3 separate regions of the Homo sapiens genome follow, and all the other regions are linked to region 1. Evidence: read pairs that join two places in POLR2A ChIA-PET (ENCODE). Cell type or tissue: MCF 10A. All regions are shown on one strand. Each heading gives the region's core, and the rest is flanking DNA. Links, peaks and the distances in the headings are about the cores only.

The links. Peaks named below come from ENCODE experiments on the same cell type or tissue, not always from the same donor. Only the 100,000 strongest peaks of a DNase experiment are listed, where the experiment ranks them.
Region 2: POLR2A ChIA-PET joins it to region 1 with 5 read pairs; 4 of 35 experiments call an interaction of 5 or more read pairs at or near these places.
Region 3: POLR2A ChIA-PET joins it to region 1 with 7 read pairs; 12 of 35 experiments call an interaction of 5 or more read pairs at or near these places.

The regions. Positions count from the first base shown.
Region 1 is chr4:86,923,849-86,932,147 of GRCh38, forward strand. AFF1-AS1 (AFF1 antisense RNA 1) reads right to left here. Exons shown (of 3, transcript NR_038841.1): 3 at 1,046-2,478. It also overlaps a transcript of C4orf36 not described here. Among named protein-coding and RNA genes, the nearest start is that of AFF1-AS1, 6.9 kb to the right of the region's middle. RefSeq lists a silencer at 1,149-1,443. In MCF 10A, for the core only: no CTCF peak of the experiment used is centred there; DNase peaks (open chromatin) are centred at 3,373 and 4,213.
Region 2 is chr4:86,829,184-86,834,183 of GRCh38, forward strand. SLC10A6 (solute carrier family 10 member 6) reads right to left here. Exons shown (of 6, transcript NM_197965.3): 2 at 4,123-4,241; 3 at 2,609-2,697. Among named protein-coding and RNA genes, the nearest start is that of SLC10A6, 18 kb to the right of the region's middle. In MCF 10A, for the core only: no CTCF peak of the experiment used is centred there; a DNase peak (open chromatin) is centred at 2,418.
Region 3 is chr4:87,039,890-87,044,889 of GRCh38, forward strand. All of the region lies in intron 2 of AFF1 (ALF transcription elongation factor 1), which reads left to right. Among named protein-coding and RNA genes, the nearest start is that of AFF1, 110 kb to the left of the region's middle. In MCF 10A, for the core only: no CTCF peak of the experiment used is centred there; no DNase peak of the experiment used is centred there.

The sequences.
Region 1 (8,299 bases), core at 1,508-6,507:
CTCCCTATTTTAAAGTTGTCAAATCCATATTATTACTCGTGCAAAATAAATATATTAGCATGCTTTCATGTCATATTAATATTTTCTAGGAATTTAGTTCTGAGTTGTAATTGAAATAGTTTCTATTTCTCTTTTCTTTGGTTCTTTTATTTGGATTTTACTTACATGTTTGATACCTTCTGATATTGCTCCCTCTCTCTTTTTTCTTTTGAGACAGGGTCTCACTCTGTTGCCTAGGTTGGAGTGCAGTGGCACAATCATAGCTTGCTGCAGCCTCAACTTCCCAGGTCCAAGCCATCCTCCAACCTAAGCCTCCCAAGTATCTGTGACCATAGGCGCATGCCACCACATGTGGTTGTTTCTTTTTTTGAAACAGAGTCTCACTCTGTCACACAGATTGGAGTGCAGTGGTGTGATCTCAGCTCACTGCAACCTCTGCCTCCTGGGTTCAAGCGATTCTCCTCCCTCAGCCTCACAAGTAGCTGGGATTACAGACGTGCATCGGCACACCTGGCTAATTTTTTGTATTTTTAGTACAGATGGGGTTTCACCATGTTGGCCAGGCTGATTTTGAACTCCTATCCTCAAGTGATCCACCCCCCTCGGCCTCTCAAAGTGCTAGGATTACAGGCGTGAGCCACCACACCAGGGCCATGGCTAATTTTTTTATTTTTTATAGAGACAAGGGCTCACTATGTTGCCCAGGCTGGTCTTGAACTCCTGGGCTCAAACGATCCTCCTGCCTTGGCTTCCCAAAGTGCTGGCATTATAGGCATGGGCCACCACACCCAGCCTCTGATATCTCTTAAAGCAGTATGAATTTCTGCTTCTCTTATAATGTGGGTCCTTGTGTGACAAATTTTCTGTGAACTTGTATGCTTGAGGCTTAATGTCAGCTTTACTATGCTTTTATATTTGAATGATAATTTAAGTGGTAACATATTTGTGTGCTAGCACATTCTCACATTGCTATAAAAAATACCTGAGATTGGGTAACTTATTTAAAAAAGAGGTTTAATTTACTCATGGTTCTGCCAGCTTACAGGAAGCATGGTGCTGGCATCGGCTTATCTTCTTGGGAGGCCTCAGGAAACTCTGAATTATGGCAGTAGGCAAAGGGGGAGCAGGCACGTCACATACCCAGAGCAGGAGCAAGAGAGAAAGAGAGGAAGTGCCACACATTTTTAAATGATGAGTTCTCTCAAGAACTCACTCACTGTCATGAGGACAAACCAGGAAGATGGTGTTAAACCATTCATGGAAATCTGCCCCCATGATCCAACCACCTCCCACCAGGCCCCACCTCCAACATTGCAGATTACAGTTCAACATGAGACTGGGGCAGGGACATATATCCAAACTGTATCAATTTGTCAGTCTCATATATATATGAGACCGAGTCTCACTCTGTCGCCCAGGCTGGAGTGCAATGGCACGATCTTGGCTCACTGCAACCTCCGCCTCCCAAGTTCAAGCAATTCTCGTGCCTCAGCCTCCCAAGTAGCTAGGATTATGGGCATGCACCACCACATCTAGCTAATTTTTGTATTTTGAGATGGGGTTTTGCCGTGTTTGCCAGGCTCGTCTCAAACTCCTGAGCTCAAGTGATCTGCCCGCCTTAGTCTCCCAAAGTGCTGGGATTATAGGCATGAGCCACCACACCTGGCCCCCAAACTATAACAATTTGAATGATAATTTATTTAGAATTTTAAATATGAAATTCTAAGCTCTAGGTTTGTTTCACAATACTTAATATTACTCCTTTGTCTTCTTGCAGCACATGTGCTGTTGAGAAATCTAATATCAATATGATCCTTGTTCCTTCATAGATAACATGTTCTTTCTTTCTAGAAGATTTCAGAATTTCTTCTTTATGTATGTTACTTTGACATTTCATTCTAATGTATCTAGTGTGGATCTTTCCTTTTCTCTTTGGCACCTTTATAAACTTTTCAATCTGAAATCATTCATCTTAAATTATAAGAAATTTAATGTTATTTCTTTGACTATATCATCTTTTTTTTTCCTTTTTTTTTTTTTTTTTCTGAGACAGAGTCTTACTCTGTCGCCCAGGCTGGAGTGCAATGGCACGATCTCAGCTCACTGCAACCTCTGCCTCCCAGATTGAAGCAATTCTCCTGCCTCAGCCTCCCGAGTAGGTGGGATTACAGGCTCCCACCACCACGCCTGGCTAATTTTTTGTATTTTTTAGTAGAGATGGGCTTTTGCCATGTTGACCAGGCTGGTCTTGAACTCCTGACCTCAGGTGATCTGCCCACCTTGGCCTCCCAAAGTGTTGGGATTACAGGCGTGAGCCGCCGTGCCTGGCCTATGTCCTCTTCTTCCTTTTTGTTTCTAATTTCCCCTCTTGGGACTCACATAGGTGCTGACACTTGTACTTCCATCCTGTCATGCTGGACCCGTTGACTTCATTAGGGATGGTACCATGTTTGAGAGGCCGAAGAAGAGACTTGGAACCTGCAAACAAGACAGGGTTTATTGAGGAGACTTAAATACAGGGTGGTCTAGTGTTGGTGGGCTGGACAGGAGAACCACAACCAATTGTAAAAAGCATGCAATTTATATAGCATTTTCACTTAACACACTTCCCCTAGCAACCTCCACCTGGCAATGTTCATTTAACCCAAAACAAAAGAGGGCCTCCATCCCCTGTACAGCCTGCATTCCAGGGAATAGGCTGCAGGTTATGGTCCTCATAGATAAGGAATGAATCTCCGGGTTGGCCACTCCTAGATTCCTTAGCTTGGAACTCCAAACACACATTCTTCTTAGACGATAGGGTCATTCTCAGGGTATGCTTACGTTATTGCTGTCAGGTGAGTCTGCCATACAGGGTCATTCTCTGGGTATACTTACGTTATTGCTGTCAGGTGCATCTGCCATACCGGGTCATTCTCAGGGTATGTTTATGTTATTGTTGTCACATGTGCCTGCCGTACAATCCTCCATATTTCTTTGATATGTTTTATGCATTATCATTTCCTGCTGGCTTTTCCATCTGTTTAGCTGTGAGTTTTTAGAGGAGGGCCTCAACAAACCATGGGAAACTACAACCTAACACCCACTTTTGTAAATAAAGTTTTGTTGGAATAATCATATTCATTCTCTATGTACTGCCTATGGCTGCCTTTGTGCTATAATAGCAGAGTTGAGTAGTTGTGACAGAGACCATGTGGCCCATAAAACTTAAAATGTTTACTATCTGGCCCTTTACAGAAAAAGTATGCCCACCCCCATTCTAGAAGATAGGAGTCATCTTGTTCTATTTTCCCTCCTAAGGGCCTAGAATGTACCCTGCCCAGGCTTGTTGAATGAATGAATACATGAATAAATAAGCTTCAAAGGACAGATATATCAAAAGGTGGAGGCCGGGCATGGTGACTCATGTGTGTAATCTCAGCACTTTTGGGAGGCTGAGGTGGGAGAATTGCTTGAACCCAGCATGGGCCACATAGCAAGATCCAGTCATGTGTTTTTGTTTTTGTTTTTGTTTTTATTACAGGTAGAACTAGAGCATTCTAGCTAAAGGGAACAGAAATAGAATAAGTAAATACGTACAAGTGAAAATCAAGGGCAGCTTTCCAGTAGAGCAAAATGTCTAGCAAAAGTGAAGTCAGAAAGACTGGTTTAAGAAATATTCTGGGGCCAGGCATGGTGACTCATGCCTGTAATCCCAGCACTTTGGGAGGCCGAGGCGGGTGGATCATGAGGTCAGCATTTCAAGACCAGCCTGGCCAAAATGCAAAATGGTGAAACCCTGTCTCTACTAAAAACACAAAAATTAGCCAGGCGTGGTGGTGGGCGCCTGCAATCCCAGCTACTCAGGAGGCTGAGGTAGAGAATTGCTTGAACCCGGGAGGTGGAGGTTGCAGTGTGCCGAGATCACGCCACTGCACTCCAGCCTGGGCAACAAGAGCGAGGCTCCATTTCAAAAAAAAAAAAAAATTCTGGAAAGCCTGGAGTCTAGAATGAGGAGTTGATACTGAATTCCCTTTGCAATTGCCACATATATCACATGACCAGAGGTATAATTAAGGAAGATTCATCTGAGAGTGGAGGTTGCTGTAATGGTGAAGTTCTAAAGAGCTGACTCAGAATGGTGATGGAAAGTTTCTGAGAGACAATGCAGCTGGGTGGAAAGAGATGGGCTTCACAGCCAAACATCTACAACCCAGCCCCACAACATCCCAACTGTGTGACGTTAGGCAGTTGCTCAATCTTTCTGATTCGTAGCTATTTGTCAAACATGGTGATTCAGTGAGGATCCAGTTACAAAAATAACACTCATGCCAGGTAGTTCAGTGGAGAAAATTTAATACTGAAAGACCCAAAAGGGGAAGGTGAGACTATTCAGGCATTAAGCAACTGCCACCCTAAGGTGGGGACTAAGGGAGAACTTAGTGTTACAGGAGCTCAGGAGGCAGGGCTGTTCATTGGGATCTGTAGAAGCTGGGGCTATGGGGGAGGTGCTGCCACTGGGCCAGAGCCATTGCCCAGAGCAGAGAAAGAAGAGAAATGCCCAGGAGTTGCCTCTCTTCCTGCCCTTCTATCTCCTCCCAGTGCCTTCCATTGGCCAAACCCACCCAGAAGCCAGTTTCCCAGCAAAGAAGCCCTGAAAAGGTGGTTTGGGAGAATCTACCCCGTGACTGAAGGCAGAGTAGAGGAAGGGCACCTAGACTAGACTAGACTAGATTTGAGGCAAACGAGCAGATGACCTGTGCCATCTATCTCTGACTTGGGGTTGTGTTGAAGCAGGCTGAGCTGACACTGTGGGCTTCCACGTAGTATACAATCAGTAAATGGTAAATGTTCTTTTTTTCTTTTTACATCTCCATCCTCATTTTTTACCATTCGTCCCCAAATTCAGACATATTGATGTCTTTTTAGTTTCTAAAGGTCACTATGAACTCTATGACTTTGGGACCTGTGGATATTTAACTCCCTCTGCCCACGAAGTTTCATGTCCCCGTTTGATCACACACATTTTCCCCAACTTCCTCTTTTCTTTTCTTCTTTCAAAAATTTTTTTTCTTCCTCCTTCCCTCTCCTTCTCTCTTCTCCCTCTTTTGTTTTAGAATTCATCTTAGTTACTACCTCTGCCAGGATGCCTTCCCCAAGTCCTTTAGTGTTTGTTGGATGTCCCTGTCTGTGCTCTGATAACCTCCTATGCTCTATCATGTGTGCCTCTAGCCTAGCACTGAGCAAGACATAGATTTATTTTTTCTTTCCGTATGAGTTTTCTGTCGCTGCATAACAAATTACCACAAACTCAGCAGTCTAAAACAACACTCATTCATTACCTGACAATTTCCATAGGTTGGACTTGCGGCATGTTTTACCTGGGTCCTCTGCTCGGGATCTCACTAGGCTGAAATCAAGGTGTAGCCAGATGTATCTTCATCTGGAGGCTTGACTAGGGAAAGTTCATTTTCAAGTTCCCTTGGCACAATCCATTTCTTATGACTGTGGCCTTTTTTTATTTTATTTTTTATTTTTACTAGCTGTTGGCCAGAGGCCACCCTCAGCTCCCAGAGGATGCTTTCAAGTCCTTGCTATATGGCCTCTATACAGCATGGTAATTTGCTCCTTTAGGGCCAACAGAAGAGAAGCTGCTGCAGCTTTGGATCTCTCTGACTTACTCCTTCTTTGGCTCCTAGATCCTCTTTTCAAAAAAGAGCTCACCTGGTTCAGTCAGACCCAACCACACTCAAGGAGAGGAAATGAAATCATGTGGGATTGGGAATCTTGGGAGCCATCTTAGACTTCTGCCTACCACACTCTCCTTCTAGATACGAACTCTCTGAGAACAAGGTTATTCTCTTACTTCTCTTTATATCCCCAGAACTGAGCAGAATTAGTACCTGACAGTAGCTATTTAATACAAGAATAAAGACATAAAACAAAAAAAGGGAAGAAAACTCATAAGGAAGGGAGAGATTTAAGAGGAAAGTTAAATATGACTTGGTAATAATGGACACTTGAATCAGAATCCCGAGTCTATAATGGCACCATTAACAAAAGTTGAGAACCAAATAACAGGAATTGGGTAGTATAAGTTCCACGTTAGATACATTGAATTTATTTTGCCTGTGGGACAACCACATGGAATTTCTTGCAAACCAATGAGGGTGATAGTCTGGAACTTAGAAGAGAGATGTGGGTTGGGATGAAACAAAGTATTGAGTGCTGAGTTCTTGAAGTTGTGACATAGTCTTTAGGGTGCTCTTACCTCCAATCCTGCTCCACCGGGGCACTGTTACTTAGCTTTTCTAGTCTAACCCTCTCTATTATTTCTTTTCCTTCCCACTTCTCAACTATTTGACTTTCCCATAATCATTCAGGTTTCCTTTTCCTCTTCTTATTTAGTCCTCCAGATATAACTGTCAGCATGAAAACCCCATTGCCAGCTCCCTTGAGCCTGCTGATGTGAATTTCACACTGATAGACACTAGTTGAAACACTTATACTAATCTAATTTTGTGTATAGTGTTAAGAACATGGCCTTCAGCCATGGAAGAGCTGAGTTCAAATTCTACTTCTACTATTTAATTGGTTATGTAATCATGATCAAGATGAAATATCTCTCTGAGGTTATAACTTCTTTATTCATGAACTAGACAATATACCCACATTTTCAAGGAGATTAAATAAAGTTATATGTGTACAATGTCTGGGAAATTGTGGAAACTCAGTTAAATCCCTACATTTGTTTTGGGGGATGAAAAAATATTATTGTGCTCACATTGTGTTTTGTTCCAGCTGCACTGGAATTTTGCAAATTACTACTTTAAATGTGAAATCAGTTGAACAATACAACTACATGACTAAAAAGCATTCACAGTCCCCACTGGATTTGGGGAGTAGTGTGTAGCAATGAGGAAAAATTTACATACAATATGAACCTCATATTTGTTAGAAAAAGTGATGTCAGGTCACTAGGAATCACGTTTTCTGCAAAGTATTCATCACAAAATACAGACAGTTATTTTAATTATAATAATTGTGCACCTGGTTCTTCTTACAGCAAGTTCACATTTGCATATCTGCCTCCCAGATAGAGACAGATAACTAAGAATTTCTCTATCTGCCCACAATCTATACCTGGCTTTCTGTACATTTTCTTGCATAACCTTAGGGATTATAATTGTAGCCTGACTGTCTCCAATCCACTTTCATGTGGCAGTCTCAGTAATCTTTCTAAAATGCCACATGATCAAATCAATCTCCTACCCACCGCATTTAGGATGAAAGGAAAGCTTTGTAGGTTGGCATGTAGTGCCCTTCACTATCAGTTTCTGGTTGACTTTTCCTGTCCTATTTCATATCACTGCCCCCCTCATAATCTTTGCCTTGAAGTCCCGCTCCTCCTCTTGATTTCTGTTCTTTTTTGGGAACTGGCCCTTCCTCTACTTCCCTTAACCTGGCTTAGACTAATCCTTCCTCCTTTTTCATCCCTCCTCAGTGCCAGCATCTCCCTCTCCTCATCTACACCGCTTTCCCCGGAGTCTGGGTTGGCTGTTTAATTTAATTTTTTTGTTTTTGTTTTTGAGGTGGGGTCTCATTCTGTCACCCAGGCTGGAGTGCAGTGGCATGATCATACCTCAACGCATCCTCGACCTCCAGGGCTCAAGTTATCCCCCTACCTCAGCCCCTGAAGTAGCTGGGACCTCAGTTGTGCACAACCATGCCTAGCTAATTTTTTTGCTTTCTGTAGATACAGGAACTCACTACGTTGCCTAGGCTGGTCTTGAAGTCCTGGGCTCAAGTGATCCTCCTGCCTCATCCTCCCAACGTGCTGGGATTCTGAACGTGATCACAGTGCCTGGCCTTATTTTATTCTATTTTTAATCATAAGTATATGCTCAGGTTAAGATTTATTTGTTCCGCCAGGTGTGGTGGCTCACGCCTGTAATCCCAGCACTTTGGGAGGCCGAGGCGGGTGGATCACGAGGTCAGGAGATTGAGACCATCCTGTCTAACATGGTGAAACTCCGTCTCTACTAAAAATACAAAAAATTGGCCGGGCGTGGTGGCAGGCGCCTGTAGTCCCAGCTACTCAGGAGGCTGAGGCAGGAGAATGGCGTGAACCCGGGAGACGGAGCTTGCAGTGAGCCGAGATTGCACCATTGCACTCCAGCCTGGGCAATAGAGCGAGACTCTGTCTCAAAAAGAAAAAAAAAAAAAAAAAAGATTTATTCCGGGCGTGGTGGCTCACGCCTGTAATCCCAGCACTTTAGGAGGCGAAGATGGGCAGATAACCTGAGGTCCGGAGTTCGAG
Region 2 (5,000 bases), core at 1-5,000, 96 kb before region 1:
GCGGATCACCTGAGGTCAGGAGTTCAAGACCATCCAGCCAACATGGCAAAATCCTGTCTCTACTAAAAAATACAAAAATTAGCCAGGCGTGGTGACACATGCCTGTAATCCCAGCTACTCAAGAGGCTGAGGCAGGAGAATTACTTGAACCCAGGAGGTGGAGGTTGCAGTGAGCCAAGATTGCGCCACTGCACTCCAGCCTGGGTGACAGAGCAAGACTCCGTTTAAAAAAAAAATGAAAGAAAGAAAGCCTCTGAATGTAACATCCCCTCTTCCTCTCTCTACCAAAGATTTCAAAGTTTAATATCCACCAAGAGCAAATGGGGAACACTTAAGTTTGTTCAGAAAATGTGTCAGATCTAAAATTAAAATGGAACTAAGGCCTCTGAATGTAACATCCCCTCTTCCTCTCTCTACCAAAGATTTCAAAGTTTAATATCCACCAAGAGCAAATGGGGAACACTTAAGTTTGTTCAGAAAATGTGTCAGATCTAAAATTAAAATGGAACTAAGAACAGGGAATGAAGATATACTAAAATAATGATTACATTAGCCTAGTTTTTTTTTTTTACTAAGGTAGTCTAGAATATTTATGCATATTATTAAATGTTTTGCCATAAATCCTATGAAATACCCAAAAGAAAAGAGTTTTAAATTTGCTCGTTACAGAAAATAAAACTGACATGTAAAAAAATGTATCTGGTTTCTCCATTGACACTGATGGACTGATAGAGGAGCTGGAAAACTCCAAAAGCATTATTTTTGTTATTGTTGTTAAATGCCCTTTTAAGAAAAATAATCAAAGATAGAGTACTTGAAAAGCAAGAAGTTTCCATGATCATTTCCCTCCTCTTGTTTTGTAAACAAAATCATAACTACCACACTGGAAATTTTCTCCTACTGAAATAACAATAATAAATGTGGAAAAGGGGCCAGGCACAGTGGCTCATGCCTGTGATCCCAACACTTTGGGAGGCCAAGGCCAGAGGATCCCTTGAGGCCAGGAGTTGCAAACCAGCCTGGGTAACATAGCAAGACCCTGTCTCTAAAAAAAAAATCTTTTTATTAGCAGGGCAGGATGGTGCATGCCTGTAGTGCTAGCTACCTCAGAGCTTGAGATGGGAGCATCATTTGAGCCTAGGAGATCAAGGTTGCAGTGAGCTATGATCGTGTCATTGCACTCCAGCCTGAGTGACAGAGCGAGACCCTATCTCAAAAACTTAATTAATTTTTAAAAATAAATGTGGAAAAGATGGGACTTTATTCCATGAGTACAGCTAAAAAAGGAGAGTGAAAATCAGGTGTGCACTATTGATGTTAAAGTCATCCATATGCAATACAAATGTACTATACTAAGCCATCCTCCAGCTCTCTGTGCCCAGCTGATTTTCTGCTTGGCAAGCCCTCTCCTCTCATTCTCCATCGCACTGAAGGAATGGTGGGAATGGTTTGGCCTTGTGCATAACTGGGAAAACAGTGTCCATTAGCACAGGCATATAGAGTGGCAATGTTCTGTGAGGTAGAGCCAAACGGCAAAAGCTTAAACCAAGCCAAACCATAAACCAGAAAACAAAATTAACTGAGATTTACTACATGAAACTCTAAATAACCCCAAATGTTTACTTCTTTATAAATGTAAAATATAACTGAAACATTTTTAAAATCTTCATGAAAGCCACACATATTACAACCTTCTATCTGCTAAAGTGATACATAATCAGAAAAAAAATGGAAAGCACCCTAGGAGACTCACACCATTGTTAAGAATGCCTCCTCTTTACGTTTTGTTGTTTTGTTTCATTTTTTAGAGATGGGGTCTCACTCTGTGATCCAGGCTCCAGTGCAATGGCATGATAATGGCTCACTGTAGCCTCAACCTCCTGGCCTCAAGCAATCCTCCCACCTCAGCCTGCCAAAGTTCTGGGATTACAGATGTGAGCCACTGCACCTGGCCTCTTGAATTATTTTTAAAAGCCATTTAACAAAGACATTTGCTTGTTTCTCCAGCAGACAAAGGGCAGGACTGCAAAGACAAGAGGAGGTAGAAAGTTCTAGTCACCATCATTCCATAGCTAGACTCCTCAGTGCTTCCTGGATGATTTCATTTAAACAGTCTTATTCATGTAGTCAGCAGCCCTTGCTCATGTGTACAAACAACAGCTTTGGCCGTGACCCCAGGAATGCTTCTGCAAGACAGCCCTTCCTCCTACTCTTCCAAGAAACCAGCCATATTACTAAACACTGGGGTTCCCTTTCATGCTCACTTGAACAGCTTCTGCCTCAAGAGCACCTGTGTGAAGCCTTGTTTATGGATGGGCCTGGGCTCTTCTGTCCACACACAGGCTTTAGCTTTCCTGACACTAAATCAATAGTTGCTTATTTTCCAGGGCGTCATAAGCCTCAGGGTACAGAACTATGGGAGTGGCAAAGCAAGGCTTACAGGGTGGAGGAAATATGATCCCTGGATCCAAAACCACAGGATGTGTAAGAAGAATTTCTGGGTGTGGGGCCGTACTCAACAAGCTCACTTGTCCCAGCCACTGCTCACTTCTGTCTTTCAGGCCCCTGAGTCTGAGGACGTGCCAACAGTGGCCATGAAGTCACTCACCTTGAGAATGATTTTGGATTGTTTTGGCCATCTGTAATTCACATAGACACCAAAGGCCACAGGAATGGTCAGGCACACAAGGGTAATTCCTAAAGAGAAGAAAAATCCATGAGAGGGTTTTCCCTCTCACCCTGACTGCACAGTACTTCCCAACAACTTCTATTTCAATTAGGTAACAGCTTTAAACTGACATTTTCCCATGCCACTTCCCAAGTCTGGATAAATGCCTACAATATTGGCTCCAAAGTTATATAAGCTGCTCATAACATTTTGCGTCTTGTGAGTGCCTTTCAGAACATATTATCAAAGCAGAATATATTAAATAACTTACTGATCAGAAAAAAAGTTGCACATAAAATCATGGTTTCTAAATTAAGGTTTCCCTCAAATTTTACAGATTCAGTGGGCTCCCGCTATTGTGAGGAAGTGGGTTCATTCATGGTTTTGAACTATGGGCCATGGGTTGTAAGCCTTCAAGGTGTTTACCTGAGACACCAGATTGACACTGAGAGTCTTAAGAATCATAGTGTTGGCCAGGCACGGTGGCTTACACCTGTAATCCTAGCACTTTGGGAGGCCAAGGTGGGTGGACTGCCTGAGCTCAGGAGTTTGAGACCAGCCTGGGCAACACGGTGAAACCCTGTCTCTCCTAAAATACCAAAAAAATTAGCCGGGTGTGGTGGCCTGCACCTGTAGTACCAGCTACTCGGAAGGCTGAGGCAGGAGAAGGCAGAAGTTGCAGTGAGCCGAGATTGCACGACTGCACTCCAGCCTGAGTGACAGAGCAAAACTCTGTCTCAAAAAAAAAAAACAAAAAAACATAGTGCCTATCACTTTTTCAAAAACTGACCACACTAGAAAAGGCAGATCATTTCACCACATTTCTCTTCTAAGCTTGCTAAACCCACAGAGATCTTTAGGAAAATGGCAGACTTTCATGAGAAATAATATTCAGAAGAGGAGATAATGAAAGAGATATGGGTGAGACTGTGACATGTAGATGAGTTTTCATAATCAGTAAGAATTATTTACATTCAACCTCCAAGAAAAAGTCAAGGTTCGCAGGCAATGTGAAAGGTGAAGTCACAGGAAGGTCTAATTAGAGCCACTAGATCCAGTTAAACCTTGGAGTATAAAGAGTCCAATTGCTTTATAGTCTAATTACATAAGGGTTTGATTCCTGCTTTTTCAAAGTAAATTATCTGGCTTTCTTTTTTTTTCAAAAATGCACTCTTATAGGGATGAAAGTTTGCACTTTGTAGTCAGATTCCCGGGTTAGAACTCCAGTTCCGTACTTACCAGCTGCATAATCTTGATCAAGTTACTAAACCTCTTGAAGCCTGAAGACCTAGGAGACTGAACTGGTAACAGAATCTATACTGTAGGGTTCTTTAAGGGATTAAATTAAGTACTACCAAAAAAATCCCTGCATAAAGAGTTATATAATTAAGAACAGCTATTATTAGTATCATCACCATTACTGTTAGTCCTCCATTTCCCAGGCCCATACAGACCTATGTTCTGATAAGGAATGGTGAGATTCTGCTGAAGACTCCAGGACCAGGTGTAGAGATAAATGCAGAGTGGCATCATTCCCAGGGCGGCCACGGTGGAACAGGTTGTCATACTGATGCTGAAAGTAAAATTAATACAATGCTTAGGAGGGAGCATTGGACATGAAGAATTTAGTCTTTACCAAAAGCAACTCCTAGGACACAATTTCCTAGAGATTACATGGACTAAGCTCCTTGGAGCTCATTTCTCTCCCGTTGTTTAACAAACGATGGCTATATTTCTGGTCTACAAAGAGATTTCCAGTAGTTCTTGTCATCCATCAATTACCTCATATTTATTTTACTATCTACTTGCCTTAAAATTCTGCTAGGCACTATAGAATTATTTTCTTATCTAGTTCTTTTTTATTGAAGTATAATCCACAAGCCATAAAATTCATCATTTTAAATTATACAATTCAGCAGTTTTTAGTATAGTCACAACATTATGCAATAATAGCACCATTTCCAGGATAGTTTCATCACCCCAGAAAGAAACCCCATCCCCATTAGCAGTCACTCCCCAATCCCTCCTTCCCCTAGCCCTTAGCAAGCACAAATCTACTTTCCGTCTTTATAGGATTACCTGTTCTGGACATTTCATATCAACAGAATCATACATGCAGCCTTTTTTCTGTGTCTAGCTTCTTTCCCTTAGCATAACATTTTCGACGTTTGATAATAGTTTGGCTGTTTGTCCTCTCCAACTCTCATGTTGAAATTTGATTCCCAACGTTGGAGGCGGGGGCAAGTGGGAAATATTTCGGTCACAGGGGCAGATCCCTCATGAACAGGCTGGTGCCATTCTCGTGGGATTCACTGAGTTCTCACTCAGTTCT
Region 3 (5,000 bases), core at 1-5,000, 110 kb after region 1:
GTTTTTATATTTATTTATTTATTTATTTTTGAGATGGAGTCTCGCTCTGTAGCCCAGGTTGAAGTGCAGTGGCGCGATCTCGGCTCACTGCAGCCGAGATCTAGCGATTCTCCTGCCTCAGCCTCCCAAGTAGCTGGGATTACAAGCACGTGCCACTACGCCCGGTTAATTTTTGTATTTTTAGTAGAGACAGGGTTTCGCCATGTGGGCCAGGCTGGTCTCAAACCCCTGACGACCTCAGGTGATCCTCCCACCTCGGCCTCCCAAAGTGCTGGGATTACAGATGTGAGCCACTGTGACCGGCCCACAGTTTTTATAACTGAAAGAGCAGCTTCATGCCATTGGCCATCCTTCTCTCAAAGGGGTCCTCTGTTAGGTCGTTCCTCAAGGACAGGCCTGTGTGGATCAGTTTAACCAAACATCAATTTTGTGGCTCTGAGATGACCCTGCTGGCGGAGATGATACTAAATTGTTGATGTGTACCTTTTTGAGACTAAAGAAATATGAGTGGTTATAAGTTAGCACACTTTAGCACACCTTCTTTGTCTTCACTGCTTTATTTAACGCAGCCTGACAGCTTTGCTAGCAGAACTGTGGCTGAGAGTATAAGCTTTCTTGCCAGGCATTGGTGAATGTTCAGGTCTACCATTTGTGAGCAAGTCAATCCCCTCACCCTTTTTTTTTTTTTTTAATTGAGACAGACTTTGACACTTGTTGCCCAGGCTGGAGTACAGTGGCGCAATCTCGGCTCACAGCAACAACCTCTGCCTTCCAGGTTCAAACAGTTCTCCTGCCTCAGCCTCCGTAGTAGCTGGGATTACAGGCGCCTGCCACCACACCCAGCTAATTTTTTGTATTTTTAGTAGAGACATAGGGTTTCACTATGTTGGCCAGGCTGGTCTCAAACTCCCAACCTCAGGCGATCCACCCTCCTCAGCCCCCCAAAGTGCTGGGATTACAGGCGTGAGCCACCATGCCCTGCTTTTTTTTTTTTTTTTTTTTTTGAGATGGAGTCTTGCTTTGTTACCTAGGCTGGAGTGCAGTGGCATGATCTCGGCTCAGTGCAACCTCTACCTCCCGGGTTCAAGTGATTCTCCTGCCTCAGCCTCCTGAGTAGCTGGGATTACAGGTGTGCGCCACCACGCCCAGCTAATATTTTGTATTTTTAGTAGCCACAGGGTTTCACCACGTTGGCCAAGCTGGTCTCGAACTCCTGACCTCAAGTGATCCGCCCACCTTGGCCTCCCAAATTGCTGAGATTACAGGCGTGAGCCACCCCACCTGGCCGCAAGTCAATCTCTGAGCTAGCTTTCGTTCAGTTGGAAAATGGGGTTAATAATCCCACTCTCACAGGGTTGTTGTGAAAATTAAATAGAAAACTGATGTGATAGTGCCAAAATCAGTGTTGACTAACATGTTAAGTGATGTCATTCCTTGGCCAGGCTGCTGCTGCTGTTATCATTGCTTTTGTATTTTGGTAAGCCCCAAAAAGGATGTGCTGTCTTTTACCCCTGGAGATCCCTTGGAAACTTGTTCAACATACAAGCCTTGGGGCCCATGTCAGGCCTACTGCCTTAGAAACTCTGTAGGTCTCTGTGATCTGTGTTTTGACAAACCCTCCAGCTAACTGACTCAGGTTTGAGAACCTCTTAGCTAATGCAAAGTACCATCTAAAATCAGCTAAGGAGAACTTGTAACTCACTATATTCTATTCGGAACAGTGGGAAAGAATGGCCAGGCTGATGTTGGGATACATTTTTCCTTAACACAGGACTGGAAAAAAAAAAAGACACCTTTATTAAAGTGACAGTTAACTTATAGTTATTGAAAGGTGATTATTGACAGCTGGGCGTGGTGGCTCACGCCTATAATCTCAACACTTTAGGAGACTGAGGTGGGTGGATCACTTGAGGTCAGGAGTTTGAGACCCGTGTGGCCAACTTGGTGAAACCCTGTCTCTACTAAAAATACAAAAATTAGCCAGGCGTGGTGTCGGGTGCATCTAATGCTATCTACTCGGGAGGCTGAGACAGGAGAATCACTTGAACCCAGGAGGCAGAGGTTGCAGTGAGCTGAGATCACTGCACTCCAGCCTGGGCGACAGAGCGAGACTCCATCTGGAAAAAAAAAAAAAAAAAAGTTGCTACAGAGTTTGTGAATCATGTAGGGTATTTGCCGCCTCCTAAAATTCCCTCATTAAAAAATTTTCCCATCTGCCCCTTCCTTGCTTACACCTTGGTTTAAACAGTGATGTGTATAGGCTCAACAAAGGTTTACTCATGGTATGAATAGTGGGTTTATTTTTAAAATTTCATATTCCTTTATCTCAAAATGGAACCAAGAAAAAGAAAATATTCACAAAAGATTTGCCTGGGAGCTTTTAACAGATCATTCCCTAAGCCATTGCAAATTTGCAGCAAGAAACCAGAAAGCTATTTAATGTGACTGGCAAAACAATTTAGTTGCAAGGAGAAAGGAGGCAACCCAGAGCAGGGGCTCAAAGCCTACCTCTACTCTGTGAACTTCCTGCCTCTTCGGTCTTCCTCTGCCCTGCCCAGGAGCTTTTGTGAGTTCCACCCAAGAGGGAGTTGTTGGACAGTGTGGGGAGAGCAAGTGTCTTTCACAAAGCCTGGACCTCATAAAACTCATCCTACCAGTGATATCCATGATGTCTTTTTTCACCTCACTACTTATAGGGCTTTTAGTTGAAGGGTGATGGTGAATCATAAAAAGAAAATTTGTCTCGAAATAGGTGTAGAATTACATGTCTGCCGATAAAATCTTAACGTGGGTTTAAAAAAATTTTTTTGACACTAATGAAGTAAAACCTTAATTAACTAGAATCCTTAATTTAATAGGATTTCCTCCCTGTGGGAGAATTCTTGATTTTAGAATCACATAGTAATAAACCAGTGTTAGGAATTCTGTGAAAGAATGGCTTAATTGTGTTCTTCTGGTTATTTCTGTGGCAATTTTCAGTATTTTGGAATGAAAATCTGGAAGTATGGGAGAAACCCAACTGATGCTGAAATAAGGCTAATACAAGGCTGAGTTGATTGATTTAAAAATATTTTAGTAATGTAACTTCGTTAAAGGAAAATTGAGTGTGTGGAATTGATGAGAAAATTGAGGACTCTGAGCAGCCTGTTAGTTGAGGTGTAACTGTTCACACCCTCCCTTTTGGATCCTGGACTGAGAATTGCCATTTGGAGTTCCCTTCTCTGAGACAAAGGTAGCATTTATTTAGAAGGGGCGGAGCTCTGCCCTGTGAAGCGGAGCCTAAGGCTGTGAACACTGACTGGCTATAGGGGCTCTGCTGTTTTAAGTGGCATATCAGAGAGGGGAGAACTCCCTTGGTGGTGAGAATAGCCAAGCAGACAAGCACATGCCCATGGTAAGCTTTCCCCACCCGCTCACCCATAGGCCTGTCTTGACTGCTGCAAGGTGCATGCACTGGATAGTTTGGGAGAATAGAAGCTTAGATGCTCAGAGGATGGTTGCCTGCTTAGCTCCTCCCTGCAAAAACTGGCTCAAAGTGGCTATAAAACAAGTTTGAAGGAAAAAGTGATTTCCTAATCAGCCTGCTTACTTGGCTTCTATGGTTATATGCTAATGGCATATGATCTTTTGAACCAACAAGAGGAATTACCAAAATGATAAAATAATTGAAGGAATTGAGTGTCATCAAGTCCAGTGTGCTACTGCCAACTGGAAGTAAGTTTAACTGAAACAGGTGAGACTCAGACTTCATTACAGAAGATTACACGACCAGTTTCTGGTTCAGCAGCTTCTTCTTTTCAGTATTTTGACTGGCATAAATTATTAACTTTGTGGTTTTAAGAGTTCTTTTAAAATCTGATATTGCAATATCCATCATCTAGGAAAAGTTTTTGATACACACAGGTCTAAGAAGATAATTTTTTCTTTCTTTCTTTCTTTTTTTTTTTGAGACGGAGTCTCGCGCTGTTGCCCCGGCTGGAGTACAGTGGTGCGATCTCAGCTCACTGCAGCCTCCGCCTCCTGGGTTCAAGCAGTTCTCCTGCCTCAGCCCCCAGAGTAGCTGGCACTACAGGCGCCTGCGACCACAGCCAGCTAATTTTTGTATTTTTAGTAGAGATAGGGTTCACCATGTTGGCCAGGATGGTCTCGATCTCTTGACCTCGTGATCCACCTGCCTTGGCCTCCCAAAGTGCTGGGATTACAGGTGTGAGCCACTGCGCCTGGCCTAAGGAGATAATTATTTACCACATTGTAGTGAATTCAGTCAGGCAGCTAATTTCTCTCCATACATCCTACTCCCATAGATTAAAAGGCTATAGAAATACTAGATTACTTTTTAGATGATTTTTTAAAATAATTTTTGCATGTGTCTTCCAGAGTTAAATCTTTTTTAAATAGTTGTAAGTTTGTAAAAATACGTAAGTGTAGTGGCTGTTTTTTAATCTAAAAGTATTTAATGATTAGCTTCTATGCAGAGTACCATGCTTTAGCACCAAGAGAGGTGCTAAATTTGCGAGGTTCGTTTCTGATGGAGTTCACATGCTAGGGGAGAAGGGAGGAGGAGAGAGAACTAATTGATGTGTTAGGTAAGCACATACTTGGTGGATTTGAGGAAGCCTTTAGAGTGAGTGACATTTGAATCATTCCAGAGATTTGCCAGAAGCTGAAAATTAAGGATGGGGGTGTGTGGTGGAGAGAGAAGCAGTGGAAATTTGTGGCTGGAATGAAAGCATCAAAGTCTAGGATATCACTGAGGAATGGGGAGTAGTCAGGTGTGACTGGAATGTAGAGGTAGTTTGTAAGAGAGTCATACTTCCTAGGGAAGCTGGCTCTGGAAGAATTGGTTATCTTTCAGTAAAGAGAGCCTGGTGGAAATTAGAGCAAGAGGCTGCCTTACAGGGTATGCTCAGGGGATGGACGTGACTGACTGACTGTCAAGTAGAATGCATGTGACAGGCCTGCAAGGGGACAGTAGATAATTTCTAGAGAGTAGATCTGCG